Linked DNA regions of Mus musculus: region 2 is linked to region 1. Evidence: chromatin loops called from intact Hi-C (ENCODE). Cell type or tissue: left cerebral cortex. All regions are shown on one strand. Each heading gives the region's core, and the rest is flanking DNA. Links, peaks and the distances in the headings are about the cores only. Region 1 has its middle 48 kb from the start of Tjp1. Region 2 overlaps Tjp1 (tight junction protein 1).

Region 1 (16,316 bases), core at 4,511-12,510:
GTATCATTGTGCAGAGCGGGTTGAGGGAGGGAAGTGAGGCTCCTTCACAAACGCCTCTGGGCAGGATGCTGTGGGAAGCTCTAGGAGCTAGTGACCTGGTGTTGGGGAAACCATAACTGGGAACAGAGGAAGGGGGGGGGGGTGGGGGGACCGGGGATGGGAGAGGAGGCCAAGGCACAGCTGCAGCTGACGCAAAGGCTCCTTGCACAACAGGCTGTAGACCAGGCTACTGGTGCTGGCCCTGGGGAGGCAACCACAGAAATGTGGTCAGCTGCCGTGTGGATGGTGGGTCACAGGAGGCAGAGCCCAGATGCATGGAGGAGATTCTCGCAACATCTCTGAATGAGCACCTAAGAGCTCTCAGTCCACAGCCAGCTCTAAGAACTCTCAATCTAAACTGGTAATTAGAACTAGAAGAATGTTTTATTTGTTCTTTTAAATCTTTCTCTATAATACCAGGTTGGGGTTAGGTGGAGAAAGCTTGTCTCCACCTTTCCCTACAGACCTCTAGCCCCAGCACAGTTGGTCCATGTGTCCAGGCAGAAATACTCATTTATGTACCCCACCTGGTCCCGGTAAGAACTTATTCCAGTTTACGACCTGTATCTATGCTAATGTAATCACATAAAGAGAGAAAGCAGAACATGTATGTATACCCAGGACAATTCAGAGACTGTATGTGTAGGGGCTGGTCTTCAGAGGTGAAAAATGCAGAGGAGAATCAATCTCTGGACGTCAGTGTGCCTGACCCAGAACGCAGACGGCATGTCTGTTTAGCTTGCTATTCGACATGGTCTTATGCCCCTGGCTGGTGACCTCTCATGCAGTCACGAAAAGATATCGTCTCTGCAAACATTTTCTGACCCATGTTTTCCTTCCTCATGAAGCTGTGGCAAGTAGGCCTTCCAGCAATATGAGCGGTGGAGGCTTTGGCTTTAGTCTTCAATGTTCTCCTGAGAACTGTGAGCACAACCAACGAATGGTATCGAATCACCTTTATTTGTCTTAGATGTGAGGTTTTTCAAAAGACTTGTCATTTTCAGGATGAAGAAGCCGCCTCTGGCTCTAAGGTAACTTACATTTTCTTTGTACCCAGGTCACCTGTGTCTTCTTGCTTCTTGAGTGTCACCTACTGAGGATAGGCACTGCCCGCCTCAGTTTAGTAAGCAAGGGCTTGACAAGGTTGCTGGGCCCCAGGAAGTGGCAATGACTGAGACTCACTGGAGTTTCTGATTGCCAGTGTACCACGTATCTCTGCTCTTTTGGGCTTCAGATTCCTGCAGAGCACTGGGTCAATTCAGACAAAAATAAAGGCAGTGGAGAAGGCCCTGAAGGCAGTGGAGAAGGCCCAGAAGCTCACACACACACACACACACACACACACACACACACACACACCCCACCCCCACCCCCCATGGTTTACGGTCTGTTCTAGGATTGTGTCAGATCCCTGCCCATCTTCCTGTTATGCCACATTTCTCACTGGTTAACTGTGCCTGTGTTTTCTGTCCTATGCATTCCTTAGACTTTGGCATCCTTCCTTCTTGGTCTTACTGGGTTCCAAGGACTACATTTGTGTGCCAGTTATTACTTTTAAATTGTTTTGCTTTGAAAACAAACAAACAAAATGCTGTTTACAAATCTCCTTGCTACAATTAAAACAGAAGTTATCCAACACAAGGAAAACACTAAGCTAAGTTCAAAAGGCTTAATCTTGCTTTTCTTCCCCTGAGGTTGTACTTCAAAGGGGACCCCTCACACACTAAGATTTGGAGGTCAGGAAATCATGGTTAGTTATGTGCCCAGATCTCCAACTTTTGCTTGAGTGGGAAATCTGCAAGGGGGTTTTAAAGTATTTGTTGTTGTCTTTTGAGATATCATTATGTTTTTATGACTAGCCTGGAACTCCGTATGTAGACCTGACAGGCCTTGAACTCAAGAGATCTGTCTTCCTCTGCTTCCCTAACACTGGGGTGAAAGACTTGTGCCACCCCACCTAATTTACAAGTGGATTGTTAATGGGTAAGCCGGCTATGAAGATCAGGAAACTATTCAAAGACAAGATTAGATAGCCTGTCCCACCCTTAATTTGACTACGTAGATCAACAACAATACTTATGATAGGATAAGAATTGCACTTTCCTGAGGACAGTGACTACCAGAAAGGCAGGAAAATGTTAGCACACAATACTGATTTAAAGCTGAAGGGCAGAATGGAGCAGGTGATTCATGTTCGCTTTGACTTAAGGTCTGCGGCTTCTGCTACTTCACTTTGTTGATGGTTTTTACCTGCCTGGTCCATTGCATCCTCAACACACAAGGCTCCCCATATCAGCTACTGCTATTTCTCCTATCTTCCGAGGAGAGTGGCCACATTACAATGTCTAATATGTTAACTATGATCATGTCTGAAGAAGTATATTCTTTATTTGTAAAAGAATTGATTTAACAAACGTTACCTAAAATGGGAGAATTAAGTACTGTCCTAGTTAGGATTTTACTGCTCTGCACAGACACCATGACCAAGGCAACTCTCATAAGGCCAACATTTAATTGGGGCTGGCTTACAGGTTCAGAGAGGTTCAGTCAATGATCACCAAGGTGGGAGCATGGCAGCATCCAGACAGGCATGGTACAGGAGGAGCTGAGAGATCTACATCTTCATCTGAAGGCTGCTAGGAGAAGACTGGCTTCCAGGCAGCTAGAATGAGGGTCTTAAAGCCCACGCCCACAGTAACACACTTCCTCCAACAAGGCCACACCTTCTCTAACACAGTCATACCTTCTAATAGTGCCACTCCCTAGGTCAAGCATATTCAATCCACCAGAGGTACCATGCACAAACAGGTAAAACCTCGGAAAAATCTCTAGACAGAGGAGCACTAAATACGCTGAGGCACCCCAGCAGCATGGTGCAAGAAGTGGGCCTGACCCCTCAGGAGCCTTAAGGGAAAGCAAGCTCTGTAGAGGAGGATGCTGCACACAGAAGAGGCAAAGAAACGAGATGTGATGCTAAGCAGAAATATGCATGCACCTCGTCCGATTCCGATCAGTTCACATCAGCAGGCTCTGCAGCGGCAACCGAGGGCCACAAGCTCCTTAAGAGCAGCCTCCATCCCTGATTGGTAACAGGACAGAAATAAATCTGCAATTAACAATCTCAAAGGCATACTTTCATCATGGGCACTTAGGAGAAGGGAAACAGAGATGACATAAACTTTGATGTAAATACAGCTTTAAGGGTTGTTTTTTTTTTTTTTTCCTCCTTCTTTTAGTGATGTGACACCTTCTCCTTGACAGAAATAGCAGCGTATTAATTCTCTGCTAAACCTTCTCTTGAAATGTGCGTTTACGTCTGGCATGACTTTATCCCCGTGTCACCTGGTCCTGCCCCCCACATTCCTGTTCCTCCTGGCAACACCCACCCAAATCTCAACACATTTTTTTCCCTCACAGATTTAGCATTAGCTTAAGTCATTAACTATATTTAGAGAGTGCCTTCATCCTTTCTGCAACATAAAGGACAGCTACAGTAATGGGTGTGTTCCATTTAGGAGAAAAAGTGATCATTTTTGATCACTACGTTTAAGAGTGTGTGTGTGTGTGTGTGTGTGTGTGTGTGTGTGTGTGTGTGTGTGTGTGTTCATGGCTCTGATAGAGGCAGGGTATGATGAAAACTCCACACTGGTCAGAAAGTAAGCAGGCAACATTCTTCATTTTATTATGTGAGCTCCCCACACAGTCTGTTGTGTGGAATTCGTGTGGGATCTTATTTACTATATTACAAAAGCTGTCCTTCGTGTGTATTTATGCAGGGGAGGAAAAGGGCCTCTTGTATATAAGTCAAATGTCACTTCGGAAAACATTACTCTGGCATGCCCGGAAAACATTCCATGGTTTTCAGCTCTGCTGAAAAATATAATTTGCTTTGCACAAGTTAAACGGGAGCAAGGGGTATGGGCGGATAACACAGCCTTCTGGCTGGAAGCTAAAGCTGCTAGAACTGAGGAGAGCCACCTGCTGTGTGAGGCAGGGCCCCAACCTGGGACAGCTTGGAAGGGAGATAGCAAGAGTGATAAGGAGGTCACTATACTACCTCACGGACAACAGAGAGTCACCTGAAGTGGGGGGGGGGGGGGCACTCAGAAAAGGGCAAGGACACTGGGCCCGAGCCTTGTGACATCTTTACAAGGCTCCAGTCCCATCTATAAGGATGCCTCACGACACCATGCTTCTAGTTGCTTCCAAGTTCTCTGAATTCGTCTCCATGTGTTGGCTTGAGGGACTCATTTAAGACTAATAAGATGAATGATGTGTGATATGAAAGGAAAGAAGAAAGCAATTGCTAACAGCTGATGGACTATCCTCTCACCCAGCAAAGTTCAACCAGCAAAGCTGATGCAGGCCCAGACCTTACCTGCTGTTTGTGGCCAACAGAAGAACTTTGTCATTTAACTCTAAAAACCAAAAGATGACTTATGAGCAAAAAAAAAAACCCAAATCAAGGAACCAAACTGTCCGTGTTTCTGATAAGGTCAAGTTCATCATGATCATAGGATATGATAAAAGGTCATTATGTCCTTATCAAGAAAGGCCCAAACTACAAACCACTGAGGCTGGAAACAGCCCCTGCGTTCCTTTCAGAAGGAGCCTTCCCAGCTCCTACATGGCCTACACGGGCTCCGGTCAATGGAAAAATATTTCCTCCTCTTGCCTCTGCGTGGGAGTTTTTCATAGCTTTCCATTATTTTTCCACAGAATTGGGTGTGTGTATTCCCCTGAAAATTGTCTCAGGATGTAAAAAATTTTGTTTTAGAAACATTTAGAAACCATCAGCAGAGAACTGCAGCCGCAGCTCCTTGCTATCTCTCTGTTAAAACATCAGTTAGAAGTTGCCTCACTCTGACCAGCGGCTGGCCAAAACCTTAGGGTGAAGCAAGGAAATGGGGACTGAGGAGCCTAGTCCCCATCTTGGGTACGATAGCTTTGTTTAAAGGCCACCGGAGAGCTCCAACTCTCATCCATGTCTGTGTAGCTCTGAGGGTCATGAAAATGTCACTGCCCCCTCAGGCCCCAAACAAGCAATGACAAGGACGGACAATACGCAATAAACATTTACAGACTTGCAGAAAAGGAAGGAAAAATAAATCAAGCAAAGGAACTACCCAGGCCACGGCTCTGGTGCCCGCCAGGTTCTCACTACTTAAGACAGTGGAGCTTTTCAGCAAATCAAGCCAAAAGTAAACTTCTTCAAGGTTCATTTAAATGCTGGTTCTAGGGACATGAGAAAGATTTTGCGAACAGTTTACAACTTCTTTCCTGTTAGAACACACAGGTCTTAGAACGATATGAAACCGGAGAAGAAATCAACAAGATTTATCAATGGATCACAGCAAAGACTTGAAAATATGCAAGGGGATATATTACAGAGATATTCAGTAAATATACATTATTATAAAGCTGAGCCTTCCGAAAAATACTAAGAGATTACTTAATAAATGTATTTAATGCAATTGGGTAACTCTGAGAAAGATGAGGGAAGTTGGATTTCTATCTCCTTTAAACCAAACTTAGTTTCAAATGGATCTTGGTTTTCCTGCATAAAATGAAGCTGTAAAATGAAGCCAGAAGAGTAGGCAGGGAATACCTGAAGCATGCAGGAAACAATACCCTACTCTAGCCACAAACAAAAGAAATATTTGCAACGCAGATTCCAAGAGCTGCCTTCCCTCCTGAGATGTTGTCTGTGGGAACCTTCTAGAGAGAGCCTGGAACATGCTCACAAGACACTGTTGCAGGGACTGTCCATGAGCTATAATATTTCTGGTGGATTTATCAGTGCTTATTAAAATTTAGAGACCATGTATTTCTGTGATCAGAGCCATGGAGAATTTGCCCCACGCTCCTACAAGCTGAGGTTACACTGGAGGGTCAGGGCTGTCAGTCACACTTGGATCAGGCTCCGCCCACATCCCCTAATCCTTCCCCCTCCACTGAAACCATCTCTGTTCTTTAGGACCAAACCCAGATCAAATGACCACTCCCCAGACAGCACCAGGTCCTTCTGATGCTGACCTGCAGCATCTTGAAGGCTGCATGAGCTCCACGCATGTTTTCATCTTCTAGAGCCAGGCTTGAACCATTGTTTTGAATGAAAGAACAGATGAATGAATGATGTATAAACATGATAAGCTGCATCTCCTGAATGAATGAATGAATGAATGAATGAGTAAAGGAGATGAACTAGCTCAGTTGGTCTCCTTAGCTGGTGAGATTAGAGCCAGGACTGACACTTTCCCAGTAGGCTTAAAAAGAGAAGAAAGACATACAGCTTTTAAATCGTCTTCCAACGCGCATAAGGTTAATCTTGTATGTGAAGATTATTTTTAAGTATGCAAAATTACATTACCTTACAGAACGCAGTCTGAGTAACTGGTAATGAATCATGAATGTGGCGGGTTGGGTTAGATTGGATGAAACCAAAAACTCTTAAACTCGGAAGCCTGGCTTGTTAAATAACAATGCTCCTGTAAACAGGCCTGTGAGATTTATTGTGCCCCTGGGAAAGTCTCTGGAATGAACACAGAAAATGCTTCTGTTGATTAGCCTTTTTAGCTCCAGGCCGAGTACTGACCTAAAAGGGAAAGCTCTGCCCTCCAGATTTTACATAATGTGCCCTTATCAATTCCTGTCAGGAGAGAGTCCCCCACAGGGCTATCAGCTAGGGGAGGTGCTTCTGCCTGCGCCAAGTGCCCTGTGTCTCCAGAGGCTGCCTGGGAGCTGAGCCCATCACCCCTCAACCAGCCCCAAGAGTGAAGATTGGGGTTAAATGAAGACGGGATGCAAAGAGGAGGATGAGAGAGACTCATACAACCAACAAGATGATGAATGCATGCTCAGACAAAGAGCGGAAACGCTGTCCAAGTGTGCGTGACAACCAGTCCAAGGTCGGAGGGGAACTGTGGCCAGGCCACAGCTTCTCTGGCCACCTCCTTGGGGCTGGCTCTGCAGCAAGAGGGATCATTTTTTTAGGATCATTACCCAGACAAGCCCTGGATCCCCAAACATATTTTTACTGGATAAAGGAAAGGAAAGATAACCCTTCTAAAGAGGACACAGAGCATCCATTTAGAGCCAGTAACAAGAAGCCTCTGTCAGCACTCCAGCCCCACTTACCCAACTTTTGGGAGATTTCCCAAACAGCTCTAAAAAAGGTATTCAAAATGGGAAATAAGAGCAAAGACAGAGAACTCAAACATCAGGAGAGCGACGGGAGAACTAGAACATTCTAATACAGGGAGATGGCATGCTAGACTGTGAGAAAATGGTGTTTTCTAGCTGGGATAGCACATTTCCATACATGACTCTCCTCCCCTCAGTGGCCATCTTTCCCTGTGCTCCAGTGAACAAACCCTCCTCCGCTCACCCTCCCTTGGAAGCACCAGAAAAGCCGCTGCCAGACTTCTGAGATTTGCCCCCGTGGTGTCAAGATGGCAGCTTTGTCCTGAGCATTCTTGGTACACCTGCCTGGAGAACTCTTCCTGTGCGCCACTGTGTACTGGTCACGTGGGAGACAGGCCTGACGCCTTAGCACATACATGAAGAAACTACCTTAGAACACCAACTGTGTGTGTGTGCGAGTCCAGTCACAACCCTGACTGAGAAACATCCACTCAGAGGACCACCCAGAGACAGAATAGAAGTGAGCGGCAAACTTTCCAATAACAAGACCCATCACAGAAGGGTTGGCTGGTCAAACTGTGAGAAAGCATTCTAGCCGGTTGCTTACTGTACAACCCTGGGAAGGTGCCCCAGAAATGTTGATAAACTGCCAACGAGGTCTCAGGTCCAGTTATGGCTCAATTCTCCGAGAGAAAGCCTGTAAGGGTGCTTCTACCGATCGTGGGGTGTTCTGAAGGAGATGGAGCTGGACGAGTGTAGAGCTCCCAGCCATAGGCAGGCAAGCCAGGTGGTTGGCAGTGGTCTGTCCGCTGTGGGAGGAGCCCTGAAGGCAGGAAGGCACTGGTTGGCAGTCCACAGGCAGGCCCAGGTGTTTGTCCCACTGGATGATAGGGAGATAACAGGGCCTTTCCTATCCAAAACACTGTTCCCATCCAAAGCTCTGTTGTTTGTTATTGTTTCCTCCAAACTCTAGAATGTTCTCGGGTCAGAGGGGTATTTTTTACCGTGAGCATAAATACAGATTTAACTGTGCGATCCTAGATTGTGTGGAGTCTTCCTTTGATACTTAACTCTCCCTAAGATTTAAAAGGCTTATTTTATTTCAGCCTTGAGCCTCAAATTCAGACTTCAAAAGATGAAAGCCCAGACTAGAACAGAAAATGAAAATAAACAAAACACAGTTCAAAGATAGTACAAGGAAAACATACTTCAGATACTGGAGACAGCTGGTGCTCTGCTACAGTCCCTACAGGTGTCTCCACACAAGCATTCCCCAGAGATGTCTCAGTCCTAGCTCCGGCCTTCCCCGCAGGGGTGTCCAGCCCTAGCAGGTCCCCTCCCCCATGGATGCCTCTGTCTTAGTAACCCACCCTCCACCCCGCCCCCAATGGGTGTCTTAGCTTTAACATTCATCCATTAGAGTGACATTAGGTGACTCTTTCCTAACACACCAAAGAACATTGAGGACACTTACCATCTCTGAGACTCAAAATCTTGAGATCTTGAAATCTGTTTCTCTCTTTTCCTCTTCTTCTCCCATCTCTCCCTCCTCTCTTCCCCCTCTACTCCCTTGCTCCTTCCTCCTTCCCTTTCTTCCTCCCCTCTCCCTCCTTTCTTCCTTTCCTCTACTGCATTTTTTTTTTCTCTAGAGATGGGTTTCTCTATAGACTTGGCTGCCCTGGAACTTGCTTTGTATACCAGGTTAGTCTCAAACTCACAGAGGTCCTCCTGCCTCTGCCTTAGAAGTGCTGGGATTACAGGTGTGTACCACCACCACCCAGCCAACTGCATTCTTTCTTTGGACTTTCTTTGGGGATTTTTGAGATAAGGTCTCAAGGTGTAGCCTAGGCTGACCTGAAATTTAAATTCCTCCTGCTTCTTCTATGATCTGGGATTATAAATATAAACCACCACACCCAACTTCACATTTATTTATCTAGAATTAAAAAAAAAAATGGTTCTGTGATCTTTGGGTAGTAGTGTATGTTCCAAGTGTGACTAATATCAAATATGAATCTTTTCCATCAAATACTATAAATTGTGTTTGGGAAAAATCTTTATCTCCCCTACCTTTGAGACTTTTATGCAAATGTTTTAGACCTCCTCATCCAGTAAAACCTTGTTTACATAAAAGCCCTGCTGTACTGTTCTAAGAATTTGATAACTGAGAACAATAACCTTTATCTCCTTGGAACAGTGACTCCTTCCTCCTTCATTTCCTGTGTGACAATTCTTTTCAGACTAGACAAATGAACAAGATGGTGAGCTCAGACCCTAACCAGTGAAGAAAAGGCACAGCCAACACTGGAGTAAGAATAAAAAACTAAACCTACTTCCTGTCTCTGTGTCAACTCTTCCAAGTGGCCATGCATTGGTCTAGCCTGAGTCTCGCAGTGCATCTCACTTGCCCACTTCACACAGCAAGGCAGGGCCTTCACCACAAGCTCTGCATGCACAAGACACTCATGGGACTAAAGCCACACCGGGGCCACAGAGATCCATAGCAGCAATAGTGACACACACATGCTCCAGCAGAAAGCCACCTTTGGGATTCCACGCCAAGTTTGAAATTCGGCTCTGGGAACAAAGGGGAGTTGGGAGAGGAAAACTGGCCAGGAGCGTGTTCTGGCTCAGCAGACATACACCTAGGGCTTGCTGTGGGGGAAGGGCAAGCTCTGCCCAAAGAGCACTGGAGCTTAGAGAGCTTGGAGTAACTCTAAGCACTTCATTTGATGTCTAACTGGCAAATATGTTTCTTATTAAATAGCCCAACTCATTATTCCGTGCCACATATACTGAATGCTTGCTAGAAATCCCGAGTGTTTTTCAGGTTAAAAAAAAAAAGTTGCCCCAAATATAAAGGCTCTTTAGGACAGTTCTTTCAGGCAATCCTTAACCCAGGTGCTGAACACATATGACAAGAAAAGACAGATGCCTTTGTTCCTGGGACCTGAGTGTGGAAGCTGTATCTCTCAAGGGCACTGTTCCTTGTGATGACTCTGTTTCCTTTGTGAACAAAATGAGAGAAGGAGCCAGCTACACCTTTAATCCCAGCACGCAGGAGGCAGAGGCATGTGGATCTCTAAGTTCAAGGCCTACAGATGGAGTTCCAGGACATCCAGGACTACACAGAGAAACCCTGTCTTGAAAAAAAAAAAAAAAAAAAAAAACAGACAGACAAATAAAAACAAAAAAGAAAACACAGGGACAGAAAGAAAAGCCATCCCCTTCTCCTCCACCTCTTGTGTTCTCAAATGTGCCATCCCACGAAGTTTCTCTGTTGCACAACATAGTTTTTCTGGATAAGACAATATTTACTCCATGTTCTTTGAATGGTGGTAACTACCACAATAAATAATGCTAAAAGAAGTGTGGTCACACTAACAAAGACAGGGTCTGATCTAGGCAACATGGGAGTTGAACCATGGTTTCTCTCCTTCCTTCCTTTCTTCCTTCCTTCCTTCCTCCCTCCCTCCCTCCCTCCCTCCCTCCCTCCCTCCCTCCCTTCCTTCCTCCTGAGGAGGAGGAGGCATTGGGTATAGAAGGGACCCCAGGGTAACAATGAGGGAGCGTGTGAGGGACGAGTCTGCACCTCACAGCACAGCCCCTGCCGTGGACTGTCAGAGTCAGTCACCAGGATTACAGGGACCTCGGTCCCCACAGCGGAGAGGGGGAGGGGTAGGGATGGCAAAAGCAGCACATTGCTGTTTCAGGATGTGACTGAGACTGGCATCGTCCACCACGTGACCAGCCTCCCCAGTACAGGAGACAGAGACAATGCCCTGGGTTGAAAGAGGAAGCCATCCATTGTGAACTAGAAGAAACCTCAGCAAGTTGTTTGTGTTCCTGTGTTCTGCGAGCTGACTACGGGGTCCTGCAGTGAGCACAGTGGCTTAGTCCATTCACGTGAATTTCTGGGTAAAAGTGAGTGGCCAAAACCAGATTTTAAATAAAGCTATTTTTTTTTTAACTTTCGGTTCTCAGCTTGACTGTGAGCTTTTAAGACAAAAAAATGTCTAATGCCTCCCCCCACCCCCCAAGAAACAGAAAATGGCTTTTAAGCAGAACTCTTTTTTTTTTTTTTTTTTTTTTTTTTTTTGAGACAGGGTTTCTCTGTGTAGCCCTGTCCTGGAACTCACTCTGTAGACCAGGCTAGCCTCGAACTCAGAAATCCACCTGCCTCTGCCTCCCAAGTGCTGGGATTAAAGGTATGCGCCACCACGCCCGGCTCACTTTTCTTTTTTTAATTTTTGAAATTGTGTATGCATGGATGTTTGCTTGCATGTATGTCTGTGGGCCACACTTGTGTAGGGCTGGCGTCCCAATCCCAGACTATTGGGAGCCTTCTTTTGTGTGCTGGGAATTGAACCCAGGTTCTCTCTAAGAGACCAGCCAGTGCTCTGAGCAGCTGAGCCATCTCTCTAGCCCACCCGTAGCAGTCCCCATCGTTGGACAGCTTTCCTGCTTCCAATGAAAATCGGCAAAGGTCAAGCTGAAAGAATTGCTAATTAAATCTGAATAAAAATTTACATACATAAATTTACATACATCAGCAAAGGGGTAAATATAGAAGTACTAGAAGAAGCAGTACCCATGGTCATGCTCTTTTCAAAGGTTTTTATTCTCCTTGGAGAGTAACCTGGAGTAAGTGAAAGCTGACTGATGAAAGGGTGAAGCTTAGGACAGGGGAGGGTTTTTAATCTCAAATGGAGCACCAGTCTTATCTGAAGTGCAGACCCACACCCAGCCAGTTCCTGTAAGGAATGCTAAACCTAAGTCTGGCTACTCACGGGGACTCTCAGCAAAACCTTCCACTCCTGTCCCTTAAGTGTAGCCCTGACAAGCACCAGAACCATCCACAGTCTTTGGCAAGCCTTTGGTTGACTTTCTAGCCAAAGCCCAAGAGCCTTCTGCCTGTTGGCCTGTTTGGTTGTTGGATGCTGGGCACCAAACCTGTGGCCTAAAACATAGGAGGCAAGACTTCTACCAGTGAGCGACATTCCCTCCCCACTAGCGACTGCTTGTCTGGCCTGCAACTTGCTCTGTAGACAAGGCTGGCCTCCAATTCACAGAGACTCACCTGCCTCTGCCTCCAGAGTGCTGGGATCTGAGGTGTATGCCACCACTGCTCAGCTCTTGACCTTGTTTTTATGTTATCTGTTGGATTTTCTTTTACTAAAGGATTCTGCTATCCCTGAGAGCTAAGGTCAGCTCGACATGGTTTGTGCCTGCTGCAGTAAGTCAGCTGGGCAAGCTTTGGGAAGTAACTGCCCTTGGGATGACATGCTCAAGTCCACGAATTCTCCCCCAAGTCCAGGACGGGATGTGGCTCTCTTTCTAATATTAGAAGGGAAATGTCATCATTTTCCCTGTGAGATGGCATCTCCAAGAACCCGAAATAGCTGATCAGTCAAAACTCGGTATGTCAAAACACATGAAAACCAGGAGTGGCTGGCAGTGTCCACACTGAGCGATCCAGGAAGCTCCAATGGGCAGTGTTGTCACATAGCATGAAAGACGAGTCTGTCTGTACTTCTGGCTCACGGGATGAACGTTTACTTTTCAGAGTTACTTATGTGTATGAGTGTGCCTGTGTATATGTCTATGTGTCACGTGTATGCTTGGTGGCCATAGTGGTCAGAAGAGGGCCTTGGATCCCTTAGAATGAGAGTTACAGAACACGGTGAACCACCATGTGGGTGCTGGGATCTAACTTGGGTCTGGAAGATTATTTAAAAAGCAAGCCCACTGATTTTGTGTTTACTAATATGTTGAGATGGGATCTTAACTGTGTTGCTGTAGCTGGTTTCAAACTTGGCTCAAATGATCCTTCTGCTGCTCCTGAATAGCTGGGACCATAAGCACGTACTCTACTTCGGTAATCCGAAATACCGCCGGCATGGCACTGGCAGACAGGCCGCCTGTTCTCAGTCCAGCAGACTCTCTGATTCCGAGCTCTGAAATCTCTCCACCGGGCTCGCTAAGTTCCCATGGCAGGCAGGGCCATTGCCACGCATGTACGCACGCACGCACGCACGCACGCACGCACGCACGCCCCACATTTCCAAATTCCCGTGGCTGCCCGGGGTGCCCTGCCACTGTACCTTTCTCTGGAACCCAGCTGAGTTGCCTCATGAAGGAAAACACCACACAATCTTAGTTTAGAATCAATAGGTAACACAATTGCTGGGCACAGCAACTAGCATCCTAATTAGTAAGCTATTCTAAGTTATAAATCCTCTTGTAGTGGATCCCGGCGCATCTACCACCTGAACCAGGGGTCTCTGCTACCTACATTTTGCCTCCAGGATCTCTCCCATCCAATCCTGCACTCACATGCATATACCTCTCTCCATACACATACATACTCCGAATCAAGAATAAAATCTCTTTAAAAACTTAGATGTATCTGTGAAGTCCCATTTTTAGAAAGCCTGGCCCCAGTGACTAGCTGAGTACAATCTAAATTGTCTTGCTGTCTGTGGCTAGCTAGCCTCTGCCCCGTCCCCACACCCATTGTGGAGGCCCGGGAAGAAGCTGGAATGTTCACAAACAACTCTTTAATATTTAGAAGTCAGACTGTTCTGACAGAACCTTGTTTTAGAAAAAGCAGACCTTAGCTCAATCTGTGACAACGACGAGGCGTCCTCAGACTCGAAAGCCACAGGAGGAAATGAGGGAAGTCTCTGGAAGTAGTCTCTGAAAGGTGCTCCTGCACTTCAGCATTCCACAGCGCTGTATAATTTCCAATCAAGCATGTACACAGCTGACATGAAAAATGACTTCCCTTGTGTAGACATCTGCTCCACACTCGCTTGTGTAATGCTGCTGCTCTGCCCCAACCAACAGGAAGCTGGTGTGGGGGAGACGCTGGCATCATGGAGTACCATGGGAGTTCATACCTGTATGGTAGGCCTGCTTGGTCAAAGGCCCATGGCTGGGAAAGGCACAGGCACTAGGAGTGAACTTAAGATGTGACTTGCTCTTGCCTTCATGCCCGGAGCCCCTTCCAGGTCCCCTTATCCTGATCCACATACCAGCTGTTAGAACAGAACACCATTTCAGTGGGCCAAGGGTTTGCAGTGAGAAGAACCCTCCATGGTCTCTATTCATCTGACCTCCTAGCTGTTGGTAACCCCAGGCCTTCAAGCCTGACTCTTCATCCCTTCCCTGTAGTTCCATGAGGCTCAATGCCCCGAGCCTCCCAGCAGGCCTGAGGTCAGGTGTGTCCACCAGCCACAGCGACAGGGCTCTGACTCCCAGCTCCTACTCCTGCATGCGGTTCAGACTGATTTACAGTACTAAATGAATAGATCATCGGAAGGACAACGAAGAATGTTTTTACCGTGTTAGCCTTTCGAAGTCACTTTTTTAAAGTAAAACAAAACTGAAACCCAAATAATTTTTCAACAGCCAGGCATGGCAGCATAAGCCTGTAATCCCATAATTTGGGAGACTAAAACATAATGCCCTTCGTGAGTTCAAAGCCAGCTGGTTTACCAATATACTGGTAGAATATTGGTTTCTTTTCTGTGGCTATGAAGGAATGCCTTGACACAAAGCAACTTAGAGGAGAAAGGGTTTCCTGTGTTTGACAGCTCCAGGGGGGCTACGAAAAGCATGAAACTGGCTGATTAAGCACAAGCACACAGGAGGCAGAGAGAAACAAGAAAACAGGGCCAGGGTATAAAAATTCAAAACCTACCCTCAATCATGAACCTCCTCTAACAAAGCTTACCCTTCTGAAGGCTTTACAACTTCAGAAACAGTGCCCACCAGCTGGGCACTAAGTGCTCAAAGACAGGAGCCTGTGGGAGACATTTTACTACAAACTATAACACGGAGAGAGCACTGAGGCAGTCAGGGAACTTCACAGCAAGACCCTGTCTCAAAAACCTGAACAACAGCAATAAAACTATCACCTTTCTTGGAGATGGCTCAGTGACAGAGTGCAGGTTTCCCTGGAGCCAAGCCTCAACCCAAACTTGTTTCTTAGTAGTAGGAAGTTAACGTCAAGAATCACAAAAGTGGCTAGGCAGTGGTGGCACACATCTTTAATCCCAGCACTTGGGAGGCAGAGGCAGATGGATTTCTGAGTTCAAGGCCACCCTCGTCTACAGAGTGACTTCCATGTATCCATAGCTATACAGAGAAACCCTGTCTCGAAAAACAAATAAAACAAAACAAAACAAGACAAAAAAGTCACAAAAGTGTTGGTAACAATTTTTGTTGTTTGTTTTTTGTTATATTTTCAATATTTTTGATATAGCATATTTTAACAAACCAACTATTTCTTTGTGCATATTCATTAAACTGTAATAAGAATAAACATTCTTGTTTATGGTACCTCCTCCTCTTCATTCCCTCTTCCTTCCAACTTTACCAAGGTACAACTAATACCCAAAGTACTACACAGTCTGGGAGGTGTAGCGGCATAGAAATAGCCCGGTATCGTCCTTGCACCCTGGTATTATGTGCATCTGGCTCCTTCTCACCAAAAGTCCCTGAAGAGCCCCTTTGGCTTTGCAGCTTTGCTTTTGTGGTGAGAACAATCAACCTCAGATCTACCCTCTCGGGGTTTTTGAAGAGCAGGACACCGTACTGTTAATCTAAGCACTATGCTGTTCTGCGGATCTCCGAAACCTACCCATCTTACCCGGCTGAAACCTTACACCCAGGGAAACACAGCTCTCCTCTCCCCATCCACCAGCGGCTGCCGCAGCAGCACTCAGCTTCTGGCACACAGGACTTGGTTGACAGAGATGCCTCTCAGGAGTGGAGTGGCACAGCATTCATCTCCCTGTGTCTAGCTGATTTCACCAGGCATAATGTCTACACTTTTATCTATGTGGCAAATGGCAGATCTCCTCTTTTTATTAAGGCAGAATAATGTTTCACTGTTGTACAGACTCCGCTTAGTCATCACTTCGGTTGATGCTGCATCTCACGCATCAGGAGCAATGCTGCATTGAACTAGGGATCTCTTTTAAGACACTGAACTGGATTCTTTTGGTCATGTATCCACTGGTGGGGGTTGCTGAACCATGTGGCAGCAGCTTACTTTTCTAAAGAGATCTCCTACTGTTCTCTCGAAGTCCTGTACCATTGGACGGTCGCACAAACAAGGTCCACGA
Region 2 (16,316 bases), core at 4,718-12,717, 62 kb before region 1:
CCTGAACTGTTTCTTCAGCCCAACCAACTGTCTGCTTTTATAAATATTGTTGTATTAAAACATAGCCACATTCATTCATTTACCTACTATGGCTGCTTTTGCAATACAGCTAAAGGGTAGTATATTGCCATGATAAAGATTTATTGCCTGTAAAGCCATATATTCATTGCTATCTGGATTTTCAGAAAAAAGGTTGCAGCCTCTGCTCTAGACACTCCACATTTTATTCTGGAGCAACTTAGAACACCAAAAAAAAAAAAAAGTATTTAAAAGATACTGTACTTTTGCAGCCTCAAAGTCAACTGAAATACTCTTTGGCAAAAGTCTTGCAACTTGCTTTGGAAAAGCTATCTTTTAAGAACCTTTAAAAGGGACTGGAGAGATGGCTCCTACTGCTCTTGGGGTGTGTGTGAGGGGAGTTCAGTCCCCAGAAGCCAGGCTTATCAGCTCACAAACACCTGTAACTCCAGCAAATCTGACACCTTCTTCTGGACTCCACAGGCATGCTCACTCACACAGCATGCACTCATGCAAATAAAAAACAAAACAAAACAAAACAAAATCTCACTAAAGTCTTTAAGGAAAAAATAGCTACTTAAAAAAAACAACATTCCTTCATGTTACATTGTATGGAAATGAACACATCTTTTGATATATACTACTGGCTAGATTCTACATGAGAAAGAACATGAGAGTCAGGTGGTAATGGCAACAGCACATGCCTTTTTAAATTTATTTATTTATTTACATCCTAAATGTTGTCCCCATACTGGTCTACCTCTCCCCCAAAGTTCTCCATCCCCCTCTCCTTCGGCTCTGAAAGGGTGTACGTACACACACACACACACACACACACACACACACACACACACAGCACCCCCCTTCCCTGAGCATCAAGTCTTTACAGGATTAGGCACATCCTCTCCCACTAAAGCCAGATAAGATAGTCCTCTGCTACATATGTGTGGAGGTTGGGGAGTTGGGGGGCCCTCAGACCAGCCTGTGTTACTCTTTGGTTAATGGCTAAGTCTCTGGGAGCTCTCAGGGGAGCACACATATCTCTATAATAGAGTATGAAGTAAAGTTCCTTAGGTATATAGGTATATGCCCCAGAGTGAAATAGACATGCCATTTGATATTTTATTTTTAATTTCTGGAGAAATCTTTAAACTAATTTCCACAATGGTTGTGTGTGATGATTTGTATATTCTTAGCCCAGGGAATGGCACTATTAGGAGGTGTGGCTTTGATGGAGTGGGTGTGGCCTTTTGGAGTAGGTGTGGCCTTGTTGGACTAGGTGTGTGAATGTGGGGATGTAGAACTGATTGTCTACTCCTTTGTCCTCTTTTTTGTAGGGGGGATTATTTTCTTAAGTGATAAAATGTATTTGTTAATGAAAGTAAAATTTATTGTGAAGCTCCAACAGATTCCATTCCAAATGTCTATTCTGACTGTATTCTGAGAACAGAATGTTAAAGGAACCAGTCAAATCACCCATGGAAAACTATAGGTGTAATTCACTGTTATTACATTACATTTCTCCTATTAGTGTTTTAGTTATTAAATAAGGGAAATGAAGAATATGCATATATTAGTTAAAAATTAAATGACTGTGGCTGAAGAGACAACAGTTCATTTGGCAAAGCGCCTGTTACATTAAGCCTGGCAATCTTAGTTTGGATACCCAGTACCCACATAAAACCTGGGTGTGGTAGCTGTGCACCTATATAACCCTAGTGCTGGACGCCAGCGAGGACAGGCAGATTCTTAGAGCATATTTGATCTGCCAGTGTGAGAGCTGTAGGGCCAGGGAAAGACCATAGCTCAAAAACCAAGGTGAGAACAGCTGAAGACGACACCCAAATATGCATGCACGCGCGCACGTACGCACACACACACACACACACACACACACATACACACACACGCACACACATGCACGCACACACACACATGCGCGCGCACGTGCCCACACCAGATAAAACCTAACTTGAAAAGTTTTTTCTCCTCTGTACTATTTTCTTTATTGTTAGAAATTTGGGAATGAGGAAACATTACAGATCTATATCTCTCATTAGCTCAAGGAAAATTGAGCAAAATTTTAAATGTTAAGGAAACTAAGCATGGTTTCAGGTCTGTGTTAGAAAAGTCATTTCAACAATCTAGGCAGGCATTCCTGGGGCAAGTCTGGATGTGTGATGGCCAGTGGAGCCTGCATTCAGTGTCTGGCTTTACTAGATGCCAGTTCCCCTGCAGGGTTCATGAGAGGTAAACAGATAAGAGGGCTAAGTCAAATGTACAGCTCTTCAGTTTTCAAAAGGTGTTAAGTGTTGTGCTGGGAACACAGCACTGAATAGCCTCACCTCAGCAAAGAGACACAGCACTTCTTCACCTCCTTCCTTGCACGAATAACTCCGCCCCCCCCCCCCCGCCATTTTCGTTTTTTTTTTTGTTGTTGTTTTGTAAACTTTATTACAAAAAAAACCTTGAAAACAAACAAACATTACACCACCCCAAAGAACCAGACCAAGTCTATCCAACTCAGTCCTTTCACAACACTCTTACAGTGTAGAGTCCCTACAGCAACAAATGCAATTGGTTAATACCCAGCATGCAGCAGCAATAAACTCTGGGCAGGCTGCTGGGAATGTTTTGCTAGAGCATGGCTCAGAGCTCTAAATTGTTCCTGGGAATGAACTGCAAGTTGTTAATCTCTGCTACCTGGAGCACAATTCATCTTCTGGAATAAATACTGGTAAGTGTTGTTACAGTAACAATGAAATCAGGCATTTAAGATATTATGAAAACACCAAGAGCCAATGAACAAGGAAAACTGATACTTTGCTTTTTATGAGGGAGTGGGGTTAGGTGGTTCCAGACAGGGTTTCTCAGTGTGACAAAGCTCTGGCTGTTATGGATCTTGCTCAAGGTCAGCCTGCCTCTGTCACCAAGCCCAGCTTCTGTTCATTCTTTTCAATGGACCAAAAAATGTTTACCCATGGAGGGTCCTATCATCAAAGGTCATACAATAGATGACTCTTCCCTCAAAATAAACGTTCATTTGTAAAAAACTAAAGGCTGGTAATTCTTTTCAAGAACATTTAGAAAATTAAAATTACTAAATCTTAAATTTTTTTTAGTTAAAATGTAAAAGGACCATAGGTGGTAGTAGTTAGCTTGATAGTAGATGATTTGCAGACCTGTAATTTGATTTTTAATTATATAATTTATGATGAAATTAATAGGCATTTCAATAAATAGCTATCTTAACCTTTAATTATTTACATTTTAAAATTTTCTCAAGCTTCTATGACCTATAAATTTAGCTTCATACAAAATCAGCAACTGAATTTGTACATCTAACCATTTTGTGTGTTTTCTTATTTAATCACTTTTATTTTAATTGAAAACATTTGTTTTACATTATCATACATGAGTACTGTCTTGATATCATTTTCAACCTTCCCTCTTCCTCTACACTCCTTCTGTGACACCCCAACCCTCTCAAATTCATGACATCTTTGCTACTTTACAGCCCCCCCACACACACACACATACCACTTTAACAATGATCTTGCAAAACCAAGCACTTGTAATGATGAAATTGGCAATCAGTAATAGTATCCTTTGCTAAGTTATTCATAAACTTTATACTTAGTATAAAAGAGAAAGGCGATGTAGCTCATCACAAGAGTCCCTGACTTGAATGAGATCCAAAGTTTGATCCCATAAAAATGAAAAGAGCTGTAACAATCAAGGTACCCCAATTCTAGGGAGGTCTGACCTGGACCAAGCAAGTTGAAAGTGGTTGCACATGCCTTCAGTTTCAGCACTCCAAAGGCAGAGGCAGATGGATCTTTGAGTTTGAGGCCAGCCTGGGCTACAGAGTGAGTTCCGTAGCTACCCAGAGAAACTCTGTCTTTTTAGTCAGGAAGTGGAGAGAGACCATGTCCTCCACAAGATGCTTCCTTTGTATTACGGCTCAAGACTACAGAAATACTACTACCCATAGTCATGGAGGGTCTTCCCTCCTCCGTTAAACATATCCACAGGTATGCCTCATTTTGTCTCTTAGATGATTCCAAATTCAGTCAACTTGGCAATAAAGACTGATCATTACAAGGTGCTCAGCATTAATGTACAGAGAAATACAAATTAAGAGTTATAATGAGATACTACTAGACATCTACTAGAATAGCTAAACTCAAAGGTTAAAACCAACAATATCAAGAGCTGTGGAGAAGACTGACTCATACGTTGCTGGTGAGAAGGCACATCCAATCAGCCATGTCCTATAAAAGTAACAGCTAGCATAAAACCCACTGTCATTCCATTCCTATTTACCCAAGGAAACTGCATACTAACTCGGGTATATATTAATAATCAACAAAAACTGTAAACAACCTAAATGTACCATCAAATATAGGATGAGTAAGCTATTATACACTCCTAAAATGGAGTGGAAGTTAGTAATAAGCAAGAATTAGATAGCAACACAATCAACATTATTGAAGTCTCAAATGCATTAATCTAAGCATGTGAAATCAGTCTCAAAAAGCTACTTATTACACAAACCCATCTATAAGACATCCTGGAGAAAGTCAAAGTTTAAAAAAGACAGATTAGTGGCTCAATGCAGACAGTAAGGGGACAGAGTTGACCACAAAGAGATTTGAACACAGTTTTAAGGTAATGGAGTCATTCTGTATTTTGAGTGGAATATTAGTTATGTAACTATGTCAAAACTCAGAACTATATACTAGATGAGTGTGAATTTACTGTTATATAAATTATAACAATAAAAATGATAAATGTATTAAGAAAAACAAATGTAATACATAAAATGCTACCAACCCATGATATCACAATCAAGCAATCAAAGACATAAAGTATAAAAGTATTTTATGTATAGTAGAGCTCTGATGCAGAGATGTTACCAATTAAGCACAATGAAAACAACAGGAAGCTATTTCAGCTTTACAAATTAAAAGTTAAGATGGGTATTATTGCAATGATTTCTTCATTTAGTGAGACAGGAAAAGGTCAGCCATACCCTTCCTAGAAGCACTTTATTTGAATAATTAACTAACTCTATCAAACCCTCATGAGATAATCAGGTGGTAAGTGCTCAGGAACATAATTTTTCCACCTCCAGTTGTCAACTGCTCAGAAATAATCAGTGTGGGCTGGTGAGATGGCTCAGTGGGTAAGAGCACCCGACTGCTCTTCCGAAGGTCTACAGTTCAAATCCCAGCAACCACATGGTGGCTCACAACCATCTGTAACAAGATCTGACGCCCTCTTCTGGAGTGTCTGAAGACAGCTACAGTGTACTTACATATAATAAATAAATCTTAAAAAAAAAAAAAAAAAATAATCAGTGTAAGGCATATGCCATTTATTTAAACACTCTCTAAGCAGGAGAACCATCAGTAGAGTCAGTTCTGCTAAAAAGAAGAAAAAGGGTAAATTTAAGGAGCCATACTTGAACAGAAAAGGCATGAATTGGTGTTGTTATCCCTATAGCATTTTATTTAGTTTTTCCTTTTTGAGACAAGTTTTTATACATAGCCCTGGCCATTCTGCAACTTGTTACATAAAGCAGGCTGAGCTGTGCTACATGACACCCAGCTACTTTTTTAAAGTTTTTATTTCTATGTGTGTGTGAGGGTGCCTGCAGAGGCCAGAGAGGCCATCAGATCCTCTGGAGGTGTGAGCAGCCAAACATGGGACCATCAACTAAATCTCTTTAAAGTCTTTTTAAAGAACAAGCACTATTTCCTACTGAGCCATGTCTCCAGCTCCTAGCCTAACTTTAAATACATAAACACCACAGTTTACAACACAGGTTGGGTTTCTTCCCCATTTCTAAAGCCACAAAAAAGCAAAAGTAGAATTAAAATCCAGACCAATCTGATCCCAAAGCTGGTATTTCCACTGCTTACTAATAATCCTATCTGCAATGCTTGGGCTGTACATGCTTCAAATGAACAATTATCTTTTTAGAATATGGCCTCCCACAACATACATACCAACCTGCTAAGTAGCTAAGGATGATTTTGAATTTCTGACTGCCGGGTTTCACAGATGAGAATTTAATGTGATTCTGGGGATGGAAGAGGGCTTCCTGCATGCTACAACTAAGCACACTACCAACTGAGTTTATCCCAAGTTCTTTCAAGATTTTAGTAAGAACATATCTTAATATTAAACCCCAAGCATACAAACATGTATATACAACCAGCTTATAATATATAATCTTTTATGGAATCATTCAAAATTCTAAGCAACAAATCACTTAATTTTAGAGATTAAAAATAGCAAATATATAAGAAATAACCAAAGGATATGCGAAAAGGCAATCATGCTTACTTCTGACCTTAATGACGAATTTATTATAAATCTAATTTTAAACAAAAGAATATAGAAAAAAATTCCCCTTTCTTTTGGCTTCCTGACATCTGGCTTTCCTCTATTGTTTTCAAAGCTGCCAGTATCCTGAATTATGACACAGATTATTTACTGCAGTAGAAACTCACCCTGTGAAGCGTCACTGTGTGCTGTTCCCATATAGCTGTTTCCTCCATTGCTGTGCTCTGATAAAGGAAAAGAAAACAAAGCATTTACCTTTAAAAGAAAAAAATAAGTATTTAATAAAGTAAAAGAAAGCATTCTGGAAACAACTCAGCACAATAAAATACCAAGACTTGCACTGTTAATATTAAAAGTATTCTAGAAACCACTTAAAAACTATGAAAGGGTTGTTTTTGTTTTAAGAGATAAGAAACCACACACAGGAACTCCCTTTGTCTTAACTTAATTTGGACAGACGCCACTCTACACTTAACACAGCAGAATTGAGTTAAAGCTAGAAAATTCAGCAACTTTATGCTTACCATCAGACAGACCAGATCTAAGTGGACTTACAAGCATTTTTCATGCTGCACACCACAAGAAAAGGTACCTCTGAACTCAGTATTTGCAAATACACGATCCAGAAAAACAGATTTAGACCATCAGATAGGTTAAAGTCACTATTCTATCCAGTTTCAGTTTTATGTCAGCATCACTTCCTCTAAGTTCATGTATAGCCATACAGAAAGAGGCTTTTATGTTACACATATCATAAACATGCATTTACTAAAACGTTAAAACAAAAATCTCAAGGCCCCAATCCCCCAGATCCATAAACAATCACTACAAGTTTCAGTGTAGATCTTAGCCAGCCCACAGGGTAGCTGCATTTTATCTCCTACCATCAGTCTCTCATAGAGATAATAAGATGATATGAAAGTTGAACACTAAAATTTAAAAACAAAATTTCCTTCGATTTTGGGTTAACAGCTCTTGATAGTTTAAAGTAATGTAGCCCCTCTTAACACTACTTTTTAATACATTGGGATGCTTAATATGTGTTTCTTTCTAGAAGAGGAGGAGGAGGAGGAGGAAGAGGAGGAGGAGGAGGAGGAGGAGGAGGAGGAGGAGGAGGAGGAGGAGGAGGAGGAAGAAGAAGAAGAAGAAGAAGAAGAAGAAGAAGAAGAAGAAGGAGAAGAAGAAGAAGAAGATCTTTTCATCATGGTGAAGTGACAGTAGCATGGCATAGTCACATCGTCCTTCATTAGCTATTACTATAAATGTCTTTCACCAGTGAGATCTGACTCTGTTACATAGTTATCAGTAGCATCACAAGACGACTCACATCAAGGTGCCAGAGAGCTATTTCTCTATTCCCACAGTAAGTTTAATTGAAGATTAATGCCACTTTAGAAAATCAACTCCTATAAAGGAAGCCTGCGTCCCTACATTCAAAGCAACTAGATTGACTTTCCTCCCAAATGAATAAGGGACGAGAGAGAAAGGATCTCTGTGTTCACTCCCATAGATAAGAACTGGCAACGTTACCAGCTTTTGTTTCAACCTTCCAATGATGAGCAGCAAAACTTTCTTTTAATGAGACTCGCCTGGAAACAAAACTGTTTTGTGTTTTAACAAAAACTGACCAGATTTTAAGACAGACAGACAGACAGACAGACAGACACACACACACACACAAACTGCACAAAGCTTCCTCCATCCATGTGAAACACTGACAGTGAGGAGCAGGTGCACTGACCAGCCACAGTTCACTAAAACACACAGAATCAGGTGTCTGCAATAACTGCCAGGCTGAGCAATCCCAGCTGACAACAAGGAAAACTGCTTGCAGAGCTCTAAACTGGTTTTTCTGGGATCCACTTTGTTTACTAGTAGCAGTGCTTCACTCCCCATCACTCTATACTGTTAAATGATCTGATAACTGGCACTTTCCTTGGTTACTATCTTATGAAAAGTGTGTGGTTCTCCACAAGGCTGTGATGATCGCATAAGTTTACACTTTTGGGCAAAGGATAGCAGATTATACAACAGCTTGGGTATTGCCAAAAATCTAATTTTGTTTAAGCCAAAGTGAAGAGGAAGTTGAAAGGATATGAAAAAGGTTCACATCGATCAGCTTGAAATAAAGGGAGTGTGGGTGGTATTTCTCATCAGGTGTTCTATCTTCTTGTTCTTTTTTTACTCATAATAAACTGGCAACATATTTCACACTACATTCACATTCCACTGTTACTGGAAGTTCCAAACATTTGCTTCTAGTTGGCCTTTTTGTTTTAAAGGTTTTGTTTATTAAATTATGAAAATGATTGAGAATGAGCTGGACACTTTAGAATAGGGCGGACATTCTCTGGAAGAATACCTACAGAATTCTGAAGAGAAAAGGAAACTGGGCTGGGGAGGTTTACCTTGACTGTTAGTCTTTTTGTTTTATAATGCTCATCTACTGCTGTGCAAAGAAATTTAAGTGCAAACTTAATTTTCATGCTATAAATGTATAAATCTCTTTAAAAATGAATCATCGTAAAATCCGCGTAAGTGCCTCTGTTTAAAACATCATCAGTCCCACTCTAAAACTGTCTAGGCTTGTAGGAAACTAAGAAACAGGACATTAATCTGCTAAGCATGATAATTCTGCTTCTAGTTCTCTGTTAACTACACAAGATACACAGAAAATGAGCTAGCCTAGAAATAAGACCAGAACCCAAGCTGTTAAAAATCTTAGTTTTCCTCACCTATAAGATCAGGAAATTAGACTAAATTATCTCAAGGAAAAATGTCTTCCCAGTTCCAAAGGTCTATTTATTAAAGTGTACTACAGAATAGGTTACAAATTCAATAATTAGCATCAAAAATGACTGCAATTCACGGTTGCTGTATTAGTTTTGCACACACTTCTAAGTCTGCATCAACTGACTAGAATCATAATTTCAAAAGAAGCAAAAAGCTGTATTTCAGAATCTGCCAAGAGTTTGTTTGGTTTCTTTGTTCTAAGCTCCAGCTGGCAAATACACTACTCAGATCACCAATCTGAAGGGCTTCCTGCCAACTCTCGGTCCTAATTCTAGGCAGTTCCATCATCCTTTACACCAACTACAAATCAAATGGGAGAAAGCAGGCCTGGAGAGCTGAACTGACAGGGAGCTCACTTTCCTGGGTCTGAGCAGGACATGGCTGGCATGTGTGGTGGTGTGCTGTTGAGAACTTTAAACTCAAGCAGTGCAATCAGAATTCATTTTGAAGACCATAAATGGGAGGCAAATTTAAGGCAGAAAGAAAGGAAAGTTAACATGAAAAGGAGGGGCTCTAGGCAGGGCAGTAGTGGTGCACGCCTTTACTCTTAACACTGGGGAAAGAGACAGGCAGATATAATATCTCTGAGTTCCAGGACAGCCTGGGCTATACAGAGAAACTCTGTCTTGAAAAATCAAAACAAAACATAACAAAACAAAAGCCAGTTCTGAAAGTACAGTTACAAATGTGGTCTCACACATGCATAAACTGAGGTACCCAGGGTTTACATTTCTGAAAATCAAGACTGAGACCTAGATAGAGTAGATCTGGATCTAAGAGTAATCAATCAACACGACTGTAGAACTGAAACCAAGATCTATTTACAAAGGACTAAGATGACCCTACAGACTACAACTACTCCAGGGAAGGAAGGACCAAGCGGACCTTAACAGTTGCCAGTGAGAATACATAAAAGCCCACAGAGCCAATACAAAACATTCTTTACTGCTCAGAGAGTACACCAAAATACAAGAATTGAACATCTCCTAATCTGAGACCAATATTCTTTGTTATCTAACATCACAAAAGAACAACATTTCCATGAGTTTTAGAAATGCTAGATCCTTATTAAGTATATGATTAGAAAATTACTGTTGCCGAGCGATGGTGGCGCACGCCTTTAATCCCAGCACTTGGGAGGCAGAGGTAGGAGAATTTCTGAGTTCGAGGCCAGCCTGGTCTACAGAGTGAGTTCCAGGACAACCAGGGCTACACAGAGAAACCATGTCTTGAAAAAGAAGAAAGAAAGAAAGAAAGAAAGAAAGAAAGAAAGAAAGAAAGAAAGAAAGAAAGAAAGAAAGAGACAAGACAAGACATTTTTCTTAGCTATACCAGCTAATAAATCACAAAAAAATAAAATTTAGACACCACCATCTGGGAATACCTAGTGAATTAAGAAATCTAGGCAAGCACTGGGGGTGGGGGGAGGAAAAGGAAGAGGAGGTAGGAGGAGGAGGAAGAAGAAGAGGAGGAAGAGAAGGAGGAAGGAGAGGGAGGAAGGAGAGGAAGAAAGAGGAACGAGAAGAGGAAGAGGAGGAGGAGAAGGAGGAAGAGGAAGAAGAGGAGGGAAAGCTCTAAGAAACTACAAAGACCTTAGAATCTGGTATGATTTTACAAAGTCAGGTGTGGCAACCTAAGCCTTTTATTTCAGGGAAGGCATGAAGAACAAGAGTTCAAGGTACATGGAGAGTTTAGGACCAGCCTGGGCTACATGAGACCATGTGGGAGGGTGAGAAGGGAAGGAAAGATCTTACAAAGAAATGTTATGGGTACCAGGCTCATAAATTGGTATCTGTACTAAAATGAGAATAACATCAAAGATTCATCATAATTTCCATTTGAAATGTTTTCTACTTAAAAAAAAAAAAAAAAGAAACACAACTTGAAATCATTAATATGAGAAGACCCAAACCTAGAGTGCTGCTATCATGATCCAGCTAGCACTAAGAAAATTTCTCTGCACCAGTTACTTCAGCAGCTGCCTTCTTTTCAGGAACACAAAAAGTAGAAGTAGTCTTAGAGATAAGCAAGTATATTACAGGAGCACTTTAAAAGATTATCTAATACAATATAACAATGTAAAATAAATTAACTCTTTATCAAATAGCCAGCTTCAAGTGGTAGAAAGCTACATAGTGAAAGGATCTTAATGCTGCTGGAGTTCTGATCAGTACAATCTCTTAGTGCCAGACGAGGGAGGGATGGAGGGAGGAATGGATGTGGAAAACATCCCAGGTAAAGAAAACAGCCTAATCAAGAGCCCCATCCCTAGCAGGAAGTGTCTCAACTCATTCAAATGATCTGCATTTATTAAGTGCTAGGATAATCTATTAAGCTCTGCAACAGCCAGTTACAATCAATATGATCATGCTTCTCTAGTGGGAGACACGCATGATCCAAACACTTCAGGGCTTGATACATAATCATGGGCTTAAATAAGTACTACCTAGAAAGAACACCAGTGCCCTGAGAGGAGTAAAGAGAAAGCTGGCAGCCGTGCCTGGCAGAACTGCAGGAAGGCTGGAAGAGATGCCCGCAAGGTTACGTAAACATCCTTACAGCTCTTTCAAAGGATTGGAGTTTGGCTCCCAACACCCATATCGAGTAGCTCACAACCACCTGGAACTTCAGCTCTAAGAGATCTGATACCCTCATCTGGTCTGTGAGCAACCACACACACACACACACACACACACACGTGCGCGCATGTGCATGTGCTTTAATAAGTGAGAAAAGAAAAGCAAAGTTTATCAACAGAGGGCAAAGAAAACAATAAAAGTTGAGGCCATTCAAGTAGACAACAGTCAAATAACCCAGCAACAGTTTTGGTCTTTTACTATCTAAAGCCAATAAATACAGAAATTTTTAGAACGAGTGAATGTGTGTGCTTTGGAAAAAGAGGAAGAGAACTAATCCTAACACTAAGATTCTGCTAAGATTCCTTTTAAGGCTCAGAGAACTATGGAATAAATAGAAGGCACACTCTGAACGGCTGTCTCTTGACTCATAAACTCACAGCAGCTGGGATTATTTACACAGACCAGGCATGGCTGAGAGGGGCTCATGAGGCTCCATGTCTCACTGAGGAGCTAGGAGGTGCTAAAGGAGGGTAAGTCTCTCTCTTGAGAGACCCTGTCAAATGCCCTCCAAACCTATGTGCATACAGGCAGCACTAATTAGACATAATGCACTGGGGGAGCGGGGCTGAAGGTAGGGAGACTGAGCTGACTCTCATCAAGTACATTATATAAGTATATGGAATTGTTAAAAATTAAAAAGATTCTTTTTTTAGAAAAACAGGGGCTAAGATATTCTTTAGAAAGCTACTATAGAACTCCAAAGAGAATTAGTATGTATGCATGCTACATTGGTGAAGTGATCTGAAAGACTCATTCACCACTAAGGTGTATATCCAAACTGAGTCTGTAACACTGGATTTGTAATGTACTTTAAAGTCTTTATTGCCTAATCCATCAAACCAGGACTGATTTAAAGCTAACGTAAGACAGTTTTCCTAAGGATCTGAAGAGCCCAAGTACTGTCTCTGAAACGAGAAAGTAACCTGCTGTTGAATCTACCTATCTACAGACTGAACTCCGTACAGAAATAAGCTCAAACAACATCCCTATATGCCCTTTTCCAATATTAAAATGGAAATTACAATGTTTTCATTTACAATGTTTTAAAAAAGATATGTAGGCCGGGCGTGGTGGCACACACCTTTAATGCCAGCACTCAGGAGGCGGAGGCAGGCAGATTTCTGAGTTCGAGGCCAGTCTGGTCTACAAAGTGAGTTCCAGGACAGCCAGGGCTATACAGAGAAACCCTGTCTCAAAAAAAAAAAAAAAAAAAACAAAAAAGATATGCCAATGTGACTTACTGTGTACTTGGTTCTATTCATATACAACTACCTAAGCTGGATACTATTTGCATTTTCTACTCCTGTTCCCTTTTAAATAGGTGAAACAGCAGCTAACGGTAGACAGATCCCCCAAAATTCAAAACCTAGACTCTAAACGCAGAAACTCAAAGATCCTTACAGCTATTCAATGACTGTTTTTTTAAATGCCTTATCTGTACAGAATCTGTCCTGGTAATAGGTATGTTGTGTTTACATGCATATTCACCTTATGTATATTTTCTTTATGCACTTTTACACATTAATACTAAGTTTTACAATAAGAAGGTTTAAGCAAAATTAATTGAGCTTTCTAGTTTAAGGTCAAGGTACTTGTCAATATAACAAAATTACAACTGGTTTTGAAAAACTGGAAAATCTGGCTCTCCTAACCCAGGAGAAGACCAGCTGGGGCTAGGGCAGCTTCACTGCAGCTTGCTTCCAGCTTTCCCGACTCACGCTACTTGTCCAGTCTTAGACTCACCCAACATACAGCATAGTCATCTGACGCTCATTTAGAATACAAGAATATTTAAATGTACACATATTTTGAGTAATAATCAGATGTAGCCACAGCAAATGTATTAACCCTGGAGCCTTCACTGTAAAAGAGAGTAAGAATAAGGATCATACAGCATGGGCTGGAGAGATGGCTCAATAGTTAAGCACACTAACTATTCTTCCAGAGGTCCTGAGTTCAATTCCCAGCCACCACATGGTGGCTCACAGCCATCTGTAATGGGATCAGATGCCTTCTTCTGGTGTGTCTGAAGACAGCTACAGTATATGCATATAAATAAAATAAATAAATCCTTAAAAAATAAAAACAAATAGCACATCTATGAAACACTAAGCTCAGGATCTGTGAGTCAGCACTCAGCATACATGCAGAATCTACTGTCTTTGCCCACTCATTTCCAATATTATAAGCAAGACAGCATTGGTACAGTATATTTTTGCTTAAGTACTCCAATACAATAAAAAAAATCCGTAAATAAGCCTTCGAAACTCCTTTTCTAAGATAATACTGAAAAAGATGTACATTCTATTTTAAAAGACAGCTTTGTTTTTCTCTGTTTTTGCATATAACATGTATTTCTGTTAATTGGAGATTTCCATAGTCTTATCAGAGTAAAGTAAGGAATGCCCATTATGGGTTTAAGAGTTAATCTTAACTCTTAAGAGTTGAATTATTCTCCAGATTAAAACTAACCAAAAGTGACTTTCATACAACTGTTAAAACTCAAGTAACAGGAAAATTTGTCACTTTTTGCACAATATTCAACAAGTACAAAACCACAACTTAAACTACTTTTTTCCCCCTCAAAGTCAATAAATAAGGCAAGCCTTCCTACAATAGAAAACCATGGAGGTAAGCTAGATTCAGTGGCACAGCCTTGTAACCCCTGCACCCAGGATGCTGAGGAAGAGGAACTGAGTTCAAAATCAGCCTGGACTACATAGTGACACCTTGCTGCGTGTGGAGAACACTGGCTACACAAGTTAGGAGTGGAGGAGCCTGCCTGCAATCCAAGCACTTGGGAGGCTGATATAGGAGGACTTTGCCAAAGTAGCCACATGTAAAGTTTTAGAGATCTCTGGTAGGATACAAAAGTAAGTAATAAAATTATAGAGAAAAGTACCATAGAAAGCAAAACAAACATGGTCTTTGGTAGGGAGGAGACTGTGGCCTGGCCATGGCACATGCAGAACAGCACTTAGCATCACACTCAGGATCTTGGCTGCTGTCTGCTCTCACTGTCACAACACTCACCAGGACAGAGACAGACATAGACTTAGTGTTCTGGCTCCAGCATCTCGCCACATGTCTAGTAGTAATGGATGGACAACAAGTGTCTACTCAATACCAAGTTCTCAAATCCAGACTGCTGGGAAGTTTATAACACGTTAGACCCTCCCTAACTAAACGGAAACAGTAACAGGAAACACAGAGCCTATCTCCCATGCCAATATAGTCACAGAGTTGCACGAGTTATTCTTAATTACCTTATGTTTCTGAGATATCAAATATGCACAAAACATTTCCACAACTATAGCCAGACTCAATGTTTTAAAGTTAACAAAGGAAAATCTAGAAACTGTGTTAGATGTAATTTAGCTAACTCCTTAACCTTACTCCACCACCACACCCCAAAACAAACAAAAGCCCAGAGCAGAACGCTGTTATTGTTTTAAGGGTTTTTTTATTTTTGCTTTGTTTTGTTTTTAGATTTATTCATTTTATGTGTGAGTGTCTTGCCTTTATCTGTGTGCACTGCGAGCATGCTTGGTACCCACAGAGCTCACAAGAGGGCATCAAATCCTCCAGAACTGATGCTGCAGCTGACTGTGGCCACCAAGTGGGTGCTAGGAATCAAATCTGGGCCTCTACAGGAACAAAGAATGTTCTTAACCACTGAGCAATCTCTCCAGCCCTGGTGCCGTTTATTTACTGTCAATGTAACTGTAACTGCATCCCAAAAAGACTGTGTTTCTCTCGCCTTGTGTGGTACTCTTCTTTATAATATTACTACTTCTGCATTCTCCAACATAGCTCTAAAACTTTCTATGTGGCTGCTATGGCTAAACACTATGCTCCTTCTAGATCACCCTCCCAAGTACTCAGACTGCAAGAACGCACCTCCACTCCTTTCCTGGTGTAGCCTTTTTCTTCTCTGCATGCTGCAAGGTGTCACTGTGTAGCCTAAGCTGATTTTGAACTTGTATCTGTATGTGGTACATGGACCTGAGCATTGTGCGTTAAATATGTAGAGGCCAGAGCAGGACATTGGCTATCTTCCTCTATCATTCTCTACCTTATTGCCTTGAGATGGTGTCTCTATTGAGGTTAAAAAAAAAAAAAAAAAAAAATCAAACCAAAACAAAACAAAAAACTGGCTGTTTAGGCAAGGCTGGATGGCCAGGGAGCTCTCAGGATTTGCCTGCCTGAGGTCCTCACTGCTGAGGTTACAGGTGAGATAATCTGGAACTCCTTAGCTAGAGAGAAACACAGATGAGGATAACTAGGAATAGCTAGGGATTCTCAGGCCTCCTCTTCCCCAGGGCTAGGATTACAGGCATGCACTTATGCAGTACTAGGGACTGAACACTGGCCCTTGTGCATGCTGGACAAACAAGCTCTGTACCAACTAAGAGCTATACCAAGCCCAAAACTCTTTGGTTTCTATGTAATCAATTACAAGGCTTTTGGTTAGTGTTTTTGTTTTGTTTTGTTTTGGGAGGGGGGGTTGAT

What was found. Hi-C counts contacts between places; a loop is a spot of excess contacts. Peaks named below come from ENCODE experiments on the same cell type or tissue, not always from the same donor. Only the 100,000 strongest peaks of a DNase experiment are listed, where the experiment ranks them.
Region 2: a loop joins it to region 1, with 2.5 times the contacts of the local background. A loop is called at or near these places in 2 of 42 quality-filtered maps.

Annotation. Positions count from the first base shown.
Region 1 is chr7:65,410,737-65,427,052 of GRCm38, forward strand. It overlaps a transcript of Tjp1 not described here. Among named protein-coding and RNA genes, the nearest start is that of Tjp1, 48 kb to the left of the region's middle. In left cerebral cortex, for the core only: a CTCF peak has its summit at 8,406; DNase peaks (open chromatin) are centred at 6,499, 6,852, 7,224, 8,019 and 2 more places; H3K27ac peaks cover 7,395 bases.
Region 2 is chr7:65,348,293-65,364,608 of GRCm38, forward strand. It overlaps Tjp1 (tight junction protein 1), which reads right to left. Exons shown (of 27, transcript NM_001163574.1): 2 at 6,540-6,596. Among named protein-coding and RNA genes, the nearest start is that of Tjp1, 15 kb to the right of the region's middle. In left cerebral cortex, for the core only: no CTCF peak of the experiment used is centred there; DNase peaks (open chromatin) are centred at 5,706, 8,365, 9,416, 11,704 and 1 more place; H3K27ac peaks cover 4,119 bases.